2 separate regions of the Mus musculus genome follow, and region 1 is linked to region 2. The links are chromatin loops, found by intact Hi-C in ENCODE. Cell type or tissue: heart. All regions are shown on one strand. Each heading gives the region's core, and the rest is flanking DNA. Links, peaks and the distances in the headings are about the cores only.

What was found. Hi-C counts contacts between places; a loop is a spot of excess contacts. Peaks named below come from ENCODE experiments on the same cell type or tissue, not always from the same donor. Only the 100,000 strongest peaks of a DNase experiment are listed, where the experiment ranks them.
Region 1: a loop joins it to region 2, with 7 times the contacts of the local background. A loop is called at or near these places in 7 of 42 quality-filtered maps.

Annotation. Positions count from the first base shown.
Region 1 is chr4:57,012,177-57,020,901 of GRCm38, reverse strand. It overlaps Epb41l4b (erythrocyte membrane protein band 4.1 like 4b), which reads left to right. Exons shown (of 25, transcript NM_001355492.1): 21 at 944-1,130; 22 at 3,971-4,048. Among named protein-coding and RNA genes, the nearest start is that of Frrs1l, 26 kb to the right of the region's middle. In heart, for the core only: a CTCF peak has its summit at 3,498 (motif pointing left); no DNase peak of the experiment used is centred there; H3K27me3 peaks cover 2,623 bases.
Region 2 is chr4:57,270,629-57,279,353 of GRCm38, reverse strand. All of the region lies in intron 1 of Ptpn3 (protein tyrosine phosphatase, non-receptor type 3), which reads left to right. Among named protein-coding and RNA genes, the nearest start is that of Gm12536, 25 kb to the left of the region's middle. In heart, for the core only: a CTCF peak has its summit at 8,134 (motif pointing right); DNase peaks (open chromatin) are centred at 4,023 and 5,073; H3K27me3 peaks cover 295 bases.

The DNA.
Region 1 (8,725 bases), core at 291-8,290, 260 kb after region 2:
GTGGGGACCTGATACTTCTGGCCTCCAAGGGGACACATGCATGTATCCACACATATACCCATAAATAAAAACAAATAAAAGATAAATTTAAAAACCTGAAAAAATAAAGGGCTAGAGAGACAGTTCATGAGCTTGATTTCTGCAGCCTCGCAGGAATGTTCATCCTTCCAAGGCTACCATGACACTGTGATGTGAGTGTCCAGCTGAGGGTCCGCTAGCAGAGACGCAGCTAAGAAAGTATGGTATTGGTCATGCAATAGAACATTTCCCAACCTAAGAGAAAAGGGCATTTTGATGTATACCACAGCTCTGTGAGGTTTCAGGAATAGGCAAGATTCTGGAGACGGGGACAAGACAGGACTAAAGATTGCTGGGAGATGTGAGAGAGGCCCATGGGGAGTCCCTGCTCAGTAATCAAACAGTTTTGGTTACAATTGATGCAAGACTGGGGGATATAGAGTGGGATGGCTACACAATTGTGAAGGATGTCATGCTATGGAATCATTCCTTTATAAATGATTAAAGTAATAAATATATGGTGCACGCCTTTAATCCCAGCCCTTGGGAGGCAGAGGCAGGTGGGTTTCTGAGTTTGAGGCCAGCCTGGTCTATAAAGTGAGTTCCAGGACAGCCAGGGGTACACAGAGAAAGCCTGTTCCGAAAGAGAGAGAGAGAGAGAGAGAGAGAGAGAGAGAGAGAGAGAGAGAGTGGTTCACCACAATCACAGACACACACACACACACACACAGAGTGGGGGAGTGGCAGAAAGTCCAGCCCAGGTGTGTCTCCATCTTGGATCCTGTATGGTGGACATTGAGTTGGCACCCATTTGGAGAGCCCTGTCCTCTTGCTTTGCCCCGCCCCCGCCCCGCCCTCCCCGTGCCCCTCACAGCCTGTGTATTATTGTAATGAGCAGAGCTTCATGTGCTTTTAGTAACCGCAGTGATGAAGATGACCTCCCTCCAGACCTTGCTGAGGCAGTGGGAGCCACCACAGCCACAACCACAACCACCACCACCACCACGATGTCTGCCACTCAAGTTTCGGTGTCACTGGCGTCCCCCAAAATCCAGAAAGTCAGCTCGCCTCAGAAGTCAGAAGTCAAGAGCCCGCTGTCCCCAGGGGCCAAGGTATGGGAAAGAGGCCCAGGTGTAATACACGTATTGAATGAGCATTTACATTTTACATACTCAGTTGCATGCATGCATTGACAAGCAGTCAAACCAGACTGATAACTTAACTTAGTTGGTAGAGTTAAAGCCATGTATCTGATTCCCAGCACATATAGAGTAGGCAGGATCAGAAGGTCAAGGTCATACTCCACTACGCAGTAAGTTTGAGGCTAGCATGAGACTTGTTTCTAAGAGAGCAATGCCAACCTTAAATTGAAGAAAGTCAGGTTGGTTCCAAGGAAAAAATATTGATAATTAAAAATAAAAGTAGCAAAATATATTTTCACACACTCTGATCCCAAGATATGTGGCAGCCATTTATGAGAGACATTTTACAATAGAGAGAGAAAAAAAAACCCAGTGTGCACCGTGCTTTAGGAGACGCGTAAGGGATGCTTGGTGGTGATGTTGTTGTATATTGCTGTGTCTCCCTGGATGACTTTAAAGCCTGGTGTGGAGACATACATCTTTAATCTTGGCAGTCTGAGAGGCAGAGGCAGGTAGATTTCTATGAGGTCAAGGTTAACCTGGTCTCCTTAGTGAATTCCAGGACATCCATCCAGGGCTACATAGTGAGACCCTGTCTTGAAAACAAACAAACAAACAAACAAGCAATCAAAATTCTATCTTATGGGCTGGTGAGATTGCTCATTAACTAAAGGTGCTTGATATCCAGCCTGATGACCTGAATTTGATCCCCAAGACCTACATGATGGAAGGAGAGAACTGACTCCCAAAGTTGTCCTCTAATAACACACTCCCATGCTGCGGCATGTGTACACACACACACACACACACCAAATGAATGTAAATTTAAAGATAAAAAAGTGTTTTAAACCATCTTAAAATATCACAAAACTAAGGGGAGAGCAGTAGCCTCAGGTGCCTTTCTATACTGGACAACTTGGAGAAATAAAAAACATAGACATGTTCCCATCCATACCTCCCATTGGGTAAGGTGTGTTAATGGTTTGAAAATGGGACACATCACTCTGTCAGCTTGAAATTTCAGAAAATTGCACATGTGGATGGTGGTAACCGAGACCTTACGTGAGCCGTTCTTGCTTTTCTCCATGTGACTCTATCAATGGCCAATCTTTGGCAGTTGGTTCAAGTACCATTGATCCTGTTCCTGTCCGAGCACACGCTGAGCCAAAGATGCCTGTGATCCATGTAACTTCTCAAGGAAAGGTGTGTCCAGGGAACCGCTTCCCAGGCAGCAAGATGGGAGCCAGTGGGTTCCAGCTCCTGCTGTCACGCACCCGTGATAGCTTTGATAGGCCCACATCTTCAAGGCCCACATCCCCTGAGCCTTAGCTTCTCCTCCTTCTGAAGAGGAGAGGGCCAGCCTCGATGCTTAGATCAGTCAGGAAGCCTCACTGGGGCTCCTGAGGGCCACTGGATCCCTGAGACTTATCGGGTTCCAGGGTCACTCTTAGCAGCATCTAAACAGATCCAGGCCCATAGCCTGCATGAACGAGGCCCATCTTCCCTGATGTCCTTACCTCATATGTCTAAAATAGGCACAACAATGTGTTTGGACCCTCAGCATAGACTCGAGCAGGCTGAGGCCCTCTGGAATTCTATAGACTGTATCCTGGAATGTTTTTGTTTTGTTTTGTTTTTTGGAGTTTTGTTTTTGTTTAAGGTAGAGTTTTGCTGCATAGCAGGCTGGTCTGGTACTTAACTATTGTCTTAGTCAGGGTTTCTATTCCTGCACAAACATCATGACCAAGAAGCAAGTTGGGGAGGAAAGGGTTTATTCGGCTTACACTTCCATACTGCTGTTCATCACCAAGGAAGTCAGGACTGGAACTCAAGCAGGTCAGAAAGCAGGAGCCGATGCAGAGGCCATGGAGGGATGTTCTTTACTGGTTTGCCTCCCCTGGCTTGCTCAGACTGCTCTCTTATAGAACCCAAGACTACCAGCCCAGAGATGGTCCCACCCACAAGGGGCCTTTCCCCCTTGATCACTAACTGAGAAAATGCCTTACAGTTGGATCTCATGGAGGCATTTCCTCAACTGAAGCTCCTTTCTCTGTGATAACCCCAGCTGTGTCAAGTTGACACAAAACTAGCCAGTACAACTATGAACCCAGGATGGCTTGGAACTCATGGGAAATCTGCCTTAGCCTACTGAGTAGTAGGGTTATAGACGTGAGCCACCATACTGGCTTCACTGCCTGGAATCAGGACTCCGTCTTACAGTTTGCCAAGTGGGAGGCAGGCTCCTTTCATGTATCCCACAGATGGTTAAAGACCAGGCTGCAGTATTAGAGTGTGGAATGATAGCTACAGAATTCTCCCCAAAGCTCCAGGGCGCCCTCTCGTGGCCATCTCTGCGCAGGACAAAACATTGTCTGGAACTGTCTTCAGAGGTCCCAGCAACCCTCCTGCAGCCTCCTTCCCATTATTCTGCTGCTGGTCAACTTAGCTCCTTCAGGTCTCCTGGCTCTCCCATGAGAGATGGCTTCTTTGTTCTATTTATGTATTCTAGGGACTCTTTAAAGCATTTCCCCAGAACCGGGGATGGGGGTGGGGGAGTGATTTGTAGCAGGACAGATCCTGCACTTTACCCTACTTCTATCCATGAAGATTTCAGGGGAAAGTTGGGGTTCAGCCTGCCCATTTTGTACACCGCTGAGGGAGGAGTATGTCGGGGGTGGAGGTGGAGGTAGGGGTGGGAGGGAGTTGCACACTGAGCCGTTCAGGGCTAGAGAAGTGTACCCTTTTCCCTTGTGCGCCCTGCCATCTGCTCTGGGTATCGCTAACCAGGGCCCGTCTTCCTCCCTTTGCAGAGTCCCTCTGACCACGGAGGCTCCCTGACCCTGGGGCCAGGCGACTTGCTGATGGATTTTACAGAAGCTACCCCTCTGGTAAACTTCTCATTTCTCTAAAAGCAGAAAGGCCACCGACCACAGATGCGTCTGGCAGGGGGAGGGTGGACAGGCGGCCACTGCTGTGGGAGGGAGGGCTTCTGTTAGTCCTGGAAGCTCTCAAGGAGAGTCAGCCGGCAAGGGCTTCATCACCCTTTGGGGCCCTTGATGGAGGGGTGCGCCTTCTCCTCAGAGGGTAGCTGCAGGGGTCCCGCCTGCGCCTGGCTGCTGCTTCTCCAGCATAGCAGGGCTCCTTCATGGTTGGGTCTCAGCTTCCTGGCTGCCCGCCCGGGCTGTGCCCTGCATGCCCACCCATCTCTTGCTGTTGCTTCTGGCAATCCATCTGGTCTGAAACTCTGGTTCAAGGCTCTTCCCTGGCTTCCCACACCCCTTATGCCCCCACCACCACCATCTTTCCTCTGCATACAGGTCTTCTCTTAGGGATAGTGGCCCTCGTGGGACTCCTGCAGGTGAGAAAAGCCCCCCCTTTTTTTAGAGGACTGAGCCCTAAAGGGGTCAGACAGGCAAGTTCTCACTTCAGTCTCTGGCCACTGTTTACACACATAACTGTTTTGTGTGTGTGTGTGTTTTTTTTTTTTTTAAAGATAAGATCTTGTGTAGGCCAGACTGAGTTTGAACTTGCTATGTAGCCAGGGATGCCCTTGAACTTCTGATCCTCCTGCCTCTGACTTCTGAGTTCTGGAGTGTACTACCATGCCTGGTTTATGCAGAGCTGAGAATTGCACCCAGGGCTTCCTGAACACTGTGCAAGCACCTGCCAGCCGAGCTGCATTCTCTGCTTTCTGCTCCCCGTTTAAGAATCTTGTCGTTGGATCCTGTCCTGTCTTCCCTACAGCACAGATGTCAGGATGGCATTGTCTATCTCAGAAGTGTTATCAGGAGAGGAAGAAAAGAAAAGGAGGGAAACACACTCACACTCACAGAGAGAGAGAGAGACAGAGACAGAGACAGAGAGAAAGAGCCACAGAGAGAGAGATTGAGGCTAGAAGGCAACATGAATATATGTAAAGTATTATTAGATGCTACAGGCAAACTTGGAAATGACTACTGGCTAGGCTCAGTCATATCTCAAAAACGTTGAGCATAAATCATGGTCCACCTTGGGGTTCACATCAATCACCATTTGGGCTGTGAGGCAAAATATGAATCAAGTCAGAACCTATCTCCTGAGAGCTTTGTACTTAGTTATGGGATAGCTCCAGGTTAGAGGGCAGCTCAAGGGTGGCCAAGAAGTCGGGTTGATAAATGGCCAAGCACCATGTAAGCTGCACAGGAGATGCCCCGGGAAAGGCCAGAGGAAGAGTCATTGGGCATCAGCTTTAGAGGAAGGGCTCTTCAGAGGCTTTTAGGAGAGTCTGGGCTGACACAGCACTTGCCATTTCTACAGCTATCTCTTTTGCCTAGCAAGTTATGTTAGCCTAAGAACAGCTGAGAGCTGCCAGGGAGGACCCTGCTCTGGGGACCATCACAATTGAGCAAATGTCATGGTTACTCTCAGTCTGCTTGTTAGATGGGTTGCCAAGACCAAAGTCCCTTCTCCCCCGGCTGTCCAACAGAGTTAGCGTAACTGGTAGCTTTTGAGCAAGGCCTCGGCCGCCCTTTGCACAGTTACAGAAACTGAGTGTCCGAATAGGCAAAGCACACAAGACCACATGGGATCAGGATCCCTGGTATCTGGCCCCTCCCACTGAGTGCTATGTGCTGGGCTGGAGAAGATCTGGCCTCATGTTTGGGGAATTTGCCACTTTTAAAAAAAGAAGTAATTTCCAGGATGGGGAAGAGAACAGGGGTCATGGAAGAAGGTAAAAAAGTAGCATGCCTGGGTCAGGGGTCGGCAGATACATCTCCGCTGAAACTTCTTGTTTAGGAGTGCCTTGTGGAAGATGGAACCCCTGGCCGCCACCTGAGAACATCCTGTTCTGGGGGGCAGTCAGCCAGAGAGATCTGGGAACTCTTAGGGCGCATCCTGAGAATCTGTGAAGTAGAGAGCGGAGACAGCTATGTTCTGAGGACCATGTGTAGGGAAATCTGCTTACAGGAATTAGAAGCCAGGTAAAGCTATCCCTGTGAGTTAGGCTGACAGGTAACTACCAAGCTGTCCAGCTGTGCTGCAGAGGAAACCACATGCGTCTGTGTGAGTGGTTGTCCCCTGACTGGGACCACTGGATTTTAGAGTATGAAGGGAAGTTTGTTGGATAACTAAAACATGTCACCTAAGCATAATAGCACAGGCAGTAATCCAAGTATGTGGGAGGCTAAGGAAGGTTGCCATGAATACCAGTTTGGCCTGGGCTATGGTGTGAGTACCTGACTTTAAAAAAGGCTTGCACAATTCTATATTAGGGGCAAGCAAGCATGAATAAAGTATTAATTCACTAAGGAGTTTGGTGGCTCTAAGAACTATAGTCAATTTATTTTTAAAAATATATCATAACTCTTTGCAAGAGTAGTGGGATTCCTCTCAGAACCATGTGTCTGGTATATAGACTTGATTGCTGGTAGAATCAAAAGATCTTGGCTTAGATATTACAGACTTGGGATAGAAAGGAAACAGCGTGTGGCAGTAATTCCTTGAGATCTGCCAAATGACTTCCTCCTTCAGGGACTGTCACCCACTCTTGTGGGATACCTCTCTACATCTCTGGACAGCTCTGACTTAGCTATGAACTAGAGTCCAGGAGGCTTTATATATACAGAGCTGAGGTCCTTGGGCTGTAGTGAGACAGCTACTCAGGGAGGTCACTACAAAGGGTGACCTTGGAATGACCTGATGTTCCAGTACGAATACACAGGCTCTGCCGAGGATGTGTCTTGGCACCGTAGGCTCTGACCTTTTCTTGTTCCAAGTGAATATTGTTTCCATGAGTACCAAAGAGTGCAAGGGAGGAAAAGGGGACTTGGCAGTTTGCTTTTCCCTTTGTCGGGTCTCCTTTTATTTCTGCCTCTATAGAGCAGTGCCTGTCTCACTTGCCGTTAGACAGCTCAGAAAAGAGTGGACTCAGCTCCCAAGTTCCACTGTATCAGTAACTGTGTCCACTTCAGGGTCCCGGGCTTGAGGTTGGGGTGCTGCCGTGTAAGTACAGCCCGTGCCTGGCTTGTATCCGGCCTGTTAGTAGGAGTGGAGCTTTGGGACCGCCTCATCCAGCCAAGGCTTACACAGGGATATGCACTCGTTGCAGCTCACCCAGCAGGTTGGCATCAGGTTTGAGACTAGAACCCAAGCCTTACGGCAGGTGACAGAGTCAGGATGTATCTCTTTTTTTCCTAAGTGGTCCCTCTTCCTTTAAGCTTGCTGGGTCCCTGGACCTCTCTGCCTTATCTCCAAAGCCTAGACTTGGAGGAAGCTCTGGGATGGCCTTCAAGCCGTAACCCAAGTTGTAGCCTACAGCTGCCTTAATGAAGCATGAGAGTGGAGGAGAATGTATCCGCAGTCTAAGAGACTCAGCCTGCATGAGGCATGGTTTCTCAGCTGTCAAATCTATACTCTTTGCTTCTGATTGCTCTCTCTGGGTCTTTCTTCAAAAGAGGAAGGTTGTACTTTATCGGACAAGAGTGGTAAAATTCTCTGCTGATGCTTACCAAACAAAACAGCAAGTGACCTACCTCCTGGAGTCACCCACAAGTTCACAGCCTCTGCCTAGTTCCCATGTTTCTTCTGGCTGAGAACTTCTATGGTACCCCACAACCCTCAGGACAGCACTTGAAGGAAAGGAAACTGGAGAGAAAAGACCAGAGGTTCTGGCATTCATTCAGGAATGGTCGGTCGAGATTCTATGAGAACTAATATGGTATGACTGCCTAGCCTGGCCCAGTCTCTGTGAAATGGATTTCAAAGTCTTTAGGTAAAGAAAAAAAAAAAAGAGTCAAAAGTAGATTCTAGGCACACAAAGACCTGCTTCATATTGGGTCAGCTGGCCTACCTCTGGCTGGCAACAGGTGTAAACACCTCTCCCCTATGTGATCTTGAATCTTCCCTGTGGCTCTTGTCCCTCTCTGAGCTTTGCATCTTAGCAACTACTCATCTACAAGGCTACAGAGCAGGTCCAGTGTGTCCCAGCACATGGCAAGTTAGGGGAGTGTGGACATGACCGGGAGACGTTGCTCTGGTCTGAGGAAGGTCACATGGGACATGGGATCAGGCTCTAGTTGGGTGTCAGGACAGGGGCTCCAGTTGGCTCAACTGCTGAGTGTTTGTTTGGAACTCTGTTTTTCCAGGTGGGCTAGACCTGAGTCTCAAGTCCAGGCTGCCATCTATCTGCCTGTGACCTCATCATTGCTCCCAGGGTACAGGAGGGGTGCAGAGATGTCTGCTCGGTTCACTGCATTGCCACTCACAGATGCATCTAACCCACTCTTTGTATCTTTCATGGGGTCTTTGGGTAGATGGAAATCTCGGTTTGCTTTCACTTACTGGCCATCATTCTGTCCTGGGGTCATTCTGTCCAGGGACCAACTGCCTCCCTAGCTCTATTTGACTAAGGACTCTGGTCTTTCCTGCTCTTCAGTCCCCATTCCCAGCCTTGACCTGTGGAGAAGTAGCTGCTAGCTCCCTCTTTCCCCAGTGCTCAGTATTCTGGACTGTCTTTCCTTCTCTAACTGCCTGACTTTTCTCTTCCCTCCTCAAACTAGCAATGTCCTTTGGAAGCCTATGGGGGG
Region 2 (8,725 bases), core at 456-8,455:
AATAACAAAGGAAGCCAAAAGTAATTATAAACAAGATCTACAGGTCCTGGGGCAGGGGGTGGGGCTACCGAAAATACCCTCGTAGAAGGCCGGAATTTGGGGATTACTTGAAGGCTTGATGACATCTTCCCAAACATTAAAATAACTAATAAAAATCTTGTCTTCAACTGGTATCAGCTGGGGAGAGGAGTCACACGAGGGAGGACTCGGGACCTGGGTAGTTTTGGTTGCCTTTGCCCTGTGTGATACCCCAGGATAAAGGCTTCTCATACCTACCCAGGGCTGCCACCTTCCTGTGCTGGGCCTGGCTTCCTCTTCCCCGAGGCAGAAGTATTGAAGGTAGCTGAGGCCCGGAGGGCTGGAGCCTGTTTCGCTTTTTTTTATAGCGGTTTATAGGCCACCTCTCACCGCCTGTGGCTTCAGCCTGCTTCCCATCCTGCGCTCTGAGAGGAGCTGAAGCCTCTTCTTAACTTCCAGGCGCCCAGGCTAACTTTTTTATTTTGTTAGCTTTGACCACGGTGTCATGGTGTCCAACCTATAAATAAAAACTAAAGATAAACCCTGGGCTCTCGAATAAGAAAACTATTTTGACATTTCGAAGTCATCTGGGAACAAGGGAGCTAACTACAGGTTCTGGTTTGGATTGAACTGACGGGAGAGATTATCTCAGCACTGCTTTGGGGGCTCAGGGTCTTCTTTGGGAGGTCCCCTCTCTGAACAAATTAAAGGTCAGGGAACAAATGAGCCAATTCTGCGGTTGTGGTCTTGGAGCATGAGGATTGGTGGTGCAAGAGAAGATGGTAGAGTTTTGTGAAAGTCAAGACTGATTGCTAAGTCTTAAGTGCACTTCTGATGAAAAGGATCCATTTTATAAATGCACATGCAAGTTTCAAAAAAAAAAGTTTTGTTTTTACACCATTTGTGATTATCGTTGTTTAGCAGACGTTAAGCTTTTTTCTTTCCTTGTATGTCTGTGAGGATATCAGATCCCCTGGAATTGGAGTTACAGGCAGTTGTGAGCTGCCATGTGGGTGCTGGGAATTGAACCAGGGTCCTCTGGAAGAGCAGCTATCTTAACCTCACTGTGCCGTCTCTCCAGCCCCTAGGCTTTAAGCTTTAAAAGTATTATTTTAAAAAAAAAAGTATTGTTTTAAAAGTATTTTGTTGCTGTTGTGGGAGTTTTTTGTTTCTTTTTTTGGTATATAAGCTTGATGTTTTTTAAAAAATGGATTTTAACATTAATTTAGCAATAAATATGATCATGCCTTGTTTTAATGAACAGGCTTGTTTTGCTAACTTAGTAGGTGTGTGTGTGTGTGTGTGTGTGTGTGTGTGTGTGTGTGTGTGTGTGTGTGTTGGGTATGTGTGCCCGAATAGGCCCAGGGTTGGTGTTGGACTCTTTGTCATTCCCTCCCCCCACCTTATTCTTTGAGACAAGAGCCATTTAGCTTCCTCTCCCATCTCTGCTTCCTGACCGCTGGGGCAGCCTGGACCTTACTTTACACTTGTTCAGCACTGTGAACAATGGAAACCAACGGTAACAGTGAGCCTGCACTGCACCTTTGTGAAGATGTGCAGGGTTGTATTTAAGAGATTCAGAAAGCCATGAAAAGGAAAGGACAGTGGACAGATAGGGTTGGTCAGTTTGTGAGAGTCACAGCCATGAGGGAAAAGATGAGATTCCATGAGCCACTTCAGAATTTTGTTACCAACTGCACATAATTAAAATTGATCGAACGAAACCGCGTTGATGCGTACATATGTGGGTACTTTACAAGGAAAAACTAAAACCGCTCATTTTTTTCTTTTTTTAAAGATTTATTTATTTATTTATTTAATGTATGTGAATACACTGTCGCTGTCTTCAGACACACCAGAAGAGGGCATCAAATCCCATTACAGATGGTTGTGAGCCACCATGTGGTTGCTGGGAATTGAACTCAGGACTTCTGGAAGAGCAGTCAGTGCCCTTAACTGCTGAGCCATCTCTCCAGCTCCAAACCACTCATTTTTAATTCATTTGGCTGAATTGAACTTTAAAGCATTTGGCAAGCCTAATAAATCATACACAATGTAAACTCCCCCTCCCCCATGCTCCTTTTAAGAAGATGCTAGCTGTCTCTTCCACACGTGTCTGAGAGGGAGTCAGTCTGTGCTTGTGTCCTGGTCTTCATTCTCAGGTGTTACAGAGTGATGAGAATTTGGGGTCTGGTAACACCAACTCTGAGGGAACAAGCCAAGACACCTGGTTACATAATTGCAAGGTGACAGCACTTTTGAACTTTCTTTCTCTGTTTGACCTCTGGGCTAATCCCAGCCCTGACCTATAGACTGGAAAATCTGTCACTTCATCAACAATGATTTAGGAAGCACTCCAGTGATGGGGCAGCTGCCGAGCTATGTACCTCTGGGAAGCAACTTTGTAGCATAGGCTCAGAAACTGACATAGCGCTTTGGCCCCAAGACCCTGGTTATAGGCAGAAATCCTGGAGACTGGTTGACAGTTTCCCAGTGTGTGGCTCTCAGGTTGCCTGTATCTCTGTCTAGGGTAGGGGGTTATTAAAAAACGTATGTATGTCTTCTCTCTGACAGTAAAGTATGCGTGGTCTCAGACTGCATCCCGGGACAGGAGGAAAGGAAGGATCAGGATAATTTGTAAAATCTTACTGTCAGCTCTAAGATAAACGCTTGGTCAGTGTTTGCTTTCTTGAGTGCTGTGGTTTCACTGTGATTTTGAAATACATAAATAAACTTGGTCTTGGGAGATCAGTGCTAAAATATGTACAGGTAAAATGATAACCAGACCTGTAGCATGTGCCTAAGAGCAAACCCTGGGGTCTGTACACATGGCCGTGTGTGTGTCTCACAAGCATGTGCAAGCGACCCACCTGCTTTTGCTTTAGGAGTGCTGGGATTAAAGGATAAGCTCTCACACCTGGTTTCCTCTTATTTTTTAAATTACGTGTAAGTGTGTGTCTGTACCCATGTGATACCTCCTCTCACTCACCCAGGAGCTTGTAGATTCTCCTCAGCCAGAGAGCCCGCCTGCCTCCAGGGTTACAGATGGCCATGTTGCCTGTTTTTTTTTTTTTTGTTTTTTTTTTTTTTTTGTTTTTTTTTTTTTGGTTTTTGGTTTTTGGTTTTTCGAGACAGGGTTTCTCTGTATAGCCCTGGCTGTCCTGGAACTCACTTTGTAGACCAGGCTAGCCTCAAACTCAGAAATCTCAGAGGCTGGCTCTGCCTCCCAAGTGCTGGGATGAAAGGCATGTGCCACCACGCCCGGTTTATGTTGCCTGGTTTTTATGTAGGTGCTGGGATCCGAACTCCCATACTCCAGTCCTCAGGCTGGATGCTGAGTGCCTTATCCACAGACTCATCTCCGCACTCCTGTAAAGTTTTATCTGCAGAAGGCATTCTCACTTCCTTTAGAATGTTCGGGCACCTTATCCTGGTTCCAAACCAAAGCCTGGGGGCATTGCCTGTCAGGCGGAGGCAGTGGTGGAAGAACTGGTTTATGTTTTTCCTGGGAGAATCATAAAGCATGTGATGTGGTTGTTAAGGGCCTGGTTGATTTCCCTCACCCCCACCCCTCCCTTCCTGCACCAAGACTAAATTGTTTTAAAAAAAAATGCAGCCCAGCTTCCATGATCCCAGCAAAAAAAGAAAAAAGAAAAGGCAACACTGATATTCTCTCAGCGGCCAAATAAACCTTCTATGTCCCATCCATTAAATATTGATAATTGATGAGAATTGGTATTGATTTGGTGAGTCATCACGAGGCTGATGGGGACGCTGTGTTCCTTTCTGTGCTAGAAATCTCCCTGTCAGGCAGATCCATCATCTGTTGATGCTCAGAATTAGGAAGAAAAAAGAGGAAGGAAGAAAGCTTTCTTCAGCCCAGCAGGGAGGAAGGATCAGGACAAAGAAGCTGAGCCGCAGAGAAATTGTTACATAGCCAGCCGGAGAGTGATTGATTGCACAGTAAACAAGAACACAGCCAACCTGTGTCTCCCCCTAAGTCGTAGGGTTGGAGGCAAGAGCTTTCCTCTGCTGGCCACTAGATGGCAGTATTGGCAAGGTCAGCCTGAATGTGATTACCTGGGTTGGCTCTAGTCTCGAGGTTCCACGGTTCACTAACAGAATACTCAACACATTTGTTTATAAATCCAGACTGTTTTCTTTTAAAAGATCTGGTTGTGGTGGGGCATGCCTTGACATCTAATAGCACCAAGATTTTCAAGTCTCTCCTTTACCACATCGAAGCATCTAGGCCAGCCTAGGTTATATAAGACCCTGTCTCAAATAAATTAAATTAAATGGAATCAATATCCATTTGTCTTTTTCTGAAAGTCTTATGGCCTTAAGTTTCTGCTATCCCTGCCTCCACCTACTCCTGAGGGTTTGGGGTCACAGGTGGATGTTGCCCAGTTTATACAGGGCTGGAGATCAAATCCTGGTCCCTAGGCCTGCTATACAAACTGAGCAACTTCACCGAGCTCCATCCCTGGGCCCTGAAACGTGCATTCTCAAAGTAAAGGCCCAATTTCTTTTTCCAGAGGCATATAACAGCTATAGTAGCAACTGCCTTTGAACACCAGTGAGTTGCTTTAAAAGGGATAACATTATAGAAATGAAGTCTTTATAAATGTGTGAGATATTTGACATTAAGATAGCCCTACAAAATCTGGATTCTATAGTCAGTTCCTGTTCACATCAGAAACTTAGCATTGATTAAGAGCCTTATGTTCAGGCCTTGGCTACATGAGACCCCGCCTCAATGGTAATAAACAAACAGTGCCTTTTAATGCATGTCTACTCCCTGTCCATGCTAGGCACCTATGTATTCCCTCTGCAATATTTACTGAGCCCCAGCTGTGTGCATAATGAGATCATGCTTTTTCTATAATATGTTCTCAGAATATCATCTTTGATTAAGATCTGAATCACAGTAGAACCCACAGCCAGTGTTCCCGCTACCCCAGTGCTCTTTGATTTGAAACACTGTGCAAATAGGCTCAGCTCCCATGATGTCAGTGGCTTGGTCTGCAGCTGTGATGTCCCTGGTTCCTGAGGCCAGTGTGTTCCTGTTTGGGTTTTGGCTTTGTTTGGAATTAAGAGGCTTATAAAGGAAGCCATAGAACCCCCGAGTTCCCCAATGGCTGCGGTACAGGAAACAGGGCAATCTGTCAGCATCTATTGTCCAGCCAGATTGTTTAAGACACAGTTTCAAGACAATCTGGAAACACCTCCTGGCTCGGTAATATGTAGTTTAGCATCTATGTCAAGCAAGCTCTTATCAAGGTTTGTTTTAGGGACAATTGCCGGAAAAATATTCTGCAGTTTTCACGAAACAACTTTTAGTGACACTGTCCTTAGGTTCCAAGGCCTTCGTGTGACAATCAGGGAGGAGGGAAAAGTCTCCCTAAATATACTCGGGCCATGCTGGGAAGCATCACCAGCCACGGTTCAGTTTTCAGTGCTAGGATCATCCCTGATGCTAGCTAGCACAGGGATAAGAGGTTGCCTGGGGGAAATGGCCTTGCAAAGCCCTGCCTGTGGTTGGCATGCGGCTCCTGTTGCTTTCCTTCCCGGCTTCCTCCTTGAAGACCTTGGTTTTCTGTTCAGTGTCTGTGTGAGGATACTTTATCTGCCCTGCAGACCTCGCTGTGTTCCAAGGCCAGCCGTGTGAAGAGCCACTGTCTGGACCTCAGCGATCTCAGCTTCCAGACTGCCCTTTGAGGGGTTCCTAAAGGCCCAGGGCACTGAATTCCCATGGGAGGTGGGACCGAGAATCATCTATAGAAGTTCCCAAGGAAGCTCTGAGGGCCGCTGCCCATTAATAATAATGTACTTCCTAACTATGCTATTGTATGTTAAAAGAACACAGTCCACCTGGGATTCTTAAAGGAGAAGCCAGCGACAGAGCTGACATATTCAGTTGCGTGTGGGATAAAGCATTCGGGAAGACATTTGTTGTCTCTTGATAACTTTTTGTATTACTCAGAAAGTACATCCCTGATTCCAGTGACATTTTTATTGAAAAGGGCATGGTGGAGGTGGTGGGTGAGTGGGTGGAAATCTCTGTGTGTGTGTGTGTGTGTGTGTGTGTGTGTGTGTGTGTCAGCTTTCTTCTTTTTTCCTGTTTTTTTTTTTAGTACTATCAGTCTCCAGGAAAAAAATTATTAATATTTGAGGTTTCCTGTCCCGAGCTAGTTATAGAACTTTACCTAGAGCACCTTGAATTTATTGCTAGGGACTCAAAGCACAGCTTCTGTCGTCCTATGTACCTAGTCTGTGGTCCTTGCTATCCCAGACGTTTGATTTTTTTTTTTTTTCAGTCTCTGGTCTGCTCTGCCCTCCTTCCCACAGGTGAGCGACACATCTCTCTTCCCACTGCCTAGGTCTTTACATCTGGTCCTGCCTTGGTATCTGGTGCTGTCTCTCCGGGTGTCTCTGCCTTGGTCCCCCAGAACAGATGGACCTTGGATGGATAGCTTGAGCATCGCCTGGAAGACTGGGAGATGCTTAATTCTTCATGCATTTATTGGTTTATTTAACGTACTTAACGGATTGCCCGTCAGTGTTGAGTGTCAGAGGCCCAGTGAGCCAGAGTAGCACCCGACCTCACGGAGCTAGGCTGGTAGTAGGAAATGAAGTTAGAAACCCACATCATGACTTTTAAGTGCAGAATTACAGTGAGCACAGTTGAGAGTCTAACACATTGGCTGAGAGACCCAGGAAGGCTTCCCCCAGGGAGTGGTGTGTGTGTGTGTGTATGTGTGTGTGTGTGTGTGTGTGTGTGTGTGTGTGTGTGTGTAGAATGGTCAGAAAGCAGGGAGCACGGCATGGGGGAGGGGGAGCACGGCATGGGGGAGGGGGAGCACACCCTGGGGGAGGGGGAGCACGGCACGGGGGAGGGGGAGCACAGCATGGGGGAGGGGGAGCACAGCCCCCCTCAACCTTCATCTGCATTTGCGCCTCCTCCAAACCGCTTAGTCTCAAGTTCTCCCTGAGCGCATCCACAGGATGCTGCTGCGGCCTTTGTGTTCAGTTGCCAATCTCTTTATTCTGCCTTCCCACTCTTGAGCTCTCTAGTAAAACCAGCTAAAGACGGAGGGTCGGGGTTGGTGAGGCGGCACAGCAGGCCGAAGCGTCTGCCCTGCCTGACAATCTGAGTTCAATCCCTGGGACCCACTCACGTGGGAGAAGGAGCCACCGGTCTCCTGCGAGTTGTCCTCTAGTCTCCTCAGGCACACACAAGCACACACAATCTTAAGATGTAAAAACAAAACAAAAAAAACCAACGTGGAGAGAAGCCATACAGCAGCAACCTCTGCTGACCTCTGGCTTTCACTTGTAGGCATCGCTGCACACATACAAAAGCATTCAGGACCATCCAGAAGCGGCCACTAGTCAGTACCTGGAATTGTGCCTGGCTTCTTAACAGTAACCATTAAAGTAACATTAAAGAAAATCCTGCTTTGCCCACAGCAAGGATTCATTTCTCTGCTTGGCTACATACAGGTGCATGATCTGAGCATGCCATGATTTACCCATCCTTCAGCCGATTGGAATTTAGATCTCTTCCCATCTGCTGGTATTATGAAGAGTCTTGTACGTATATATTTGTGAATGAAATGTGTTGTTTCATTGGACACATACCTAGGAATCAGATTGTCATATCTTGGAACGTGGTGGTGTGTTCAGCTTGGTAGAGATTTTCCCCAACAGTTTGCCAAAGTAGTTGTGTTAATTTAAGATATATATGTATGTATGTATATGTGTGTGTGTGAATAGACTGTCACTGTCTTCAGACGCACCAGCAGAGGGCATCAGATCCCATTACAGATGGTTGTGAGCCACCATGTGGTTGCAGGGAATTGAACTCAGGACCTTTGGAAGAGCAGGCAGAGCTCTTAATCGCTAAGCCATCTCTTCAGCCCCAATTTATGTTCCTTGCAGCATCTCAGAGAGACGGATAGCTGAACCCCTTCCACACTGTTCTCAGTTTTACGTCTGTCCTCGTTCTGTGGCTCTACTTTGCATTTCTTTGACAAGCGATTGCCTAAGAACCTCATTTCTTCCCATTTTTAAAAAAAGAAATGCTTCACCTTTATTTTCAGTGTGTCTGTGTATGTGCATTTTCCTCAGCGGCCGGAAGAGGGCAGGGTATTGATTCCACCGGAGCTGACGCTAACAAGTAGCCATGAGCTGCCTGATGTAGGTGCTGGGACTAGCTAGAACTTTGGTCCTCTGCAAGAGCTGTATCTGCTCCTAACTGCTGAGCCATCTCTTCAGGCAAAATATGATAAATCTTTAAAAAAAATTTTTTTACAAAGAAATAGTTCTTAATTTTAATATAGCATAACTTATTAACCAGCTTTTGTGTGTTTTACATATTTCTTTCATGCTTAGTTTTGCAAAACTTAAAAATACCTAAGGTAGAGCGAGGTGGCGCACGCCTTTAATCCCAGCACTCGGGGGGTGGGGGGGTGGGCAGAGCCAGCCTTTGAGATTTCTGAGTTCGAGGCCAGCCTGGTCTACAAAGTAAGTTCCAGGACAGCCAGGGCTATACAGAGAAACCCTGTCTCAAAAAACCAAAAAAAAAAAAAAAAAAAAAAAACCACCACCACCAACAACAACCTAAGGTAGGAATTTTCCTCTGGGAAATTAGAAGGTACTACCTTAGAGATAACAGGGCAAACAGATAAATAAGCCACGTATG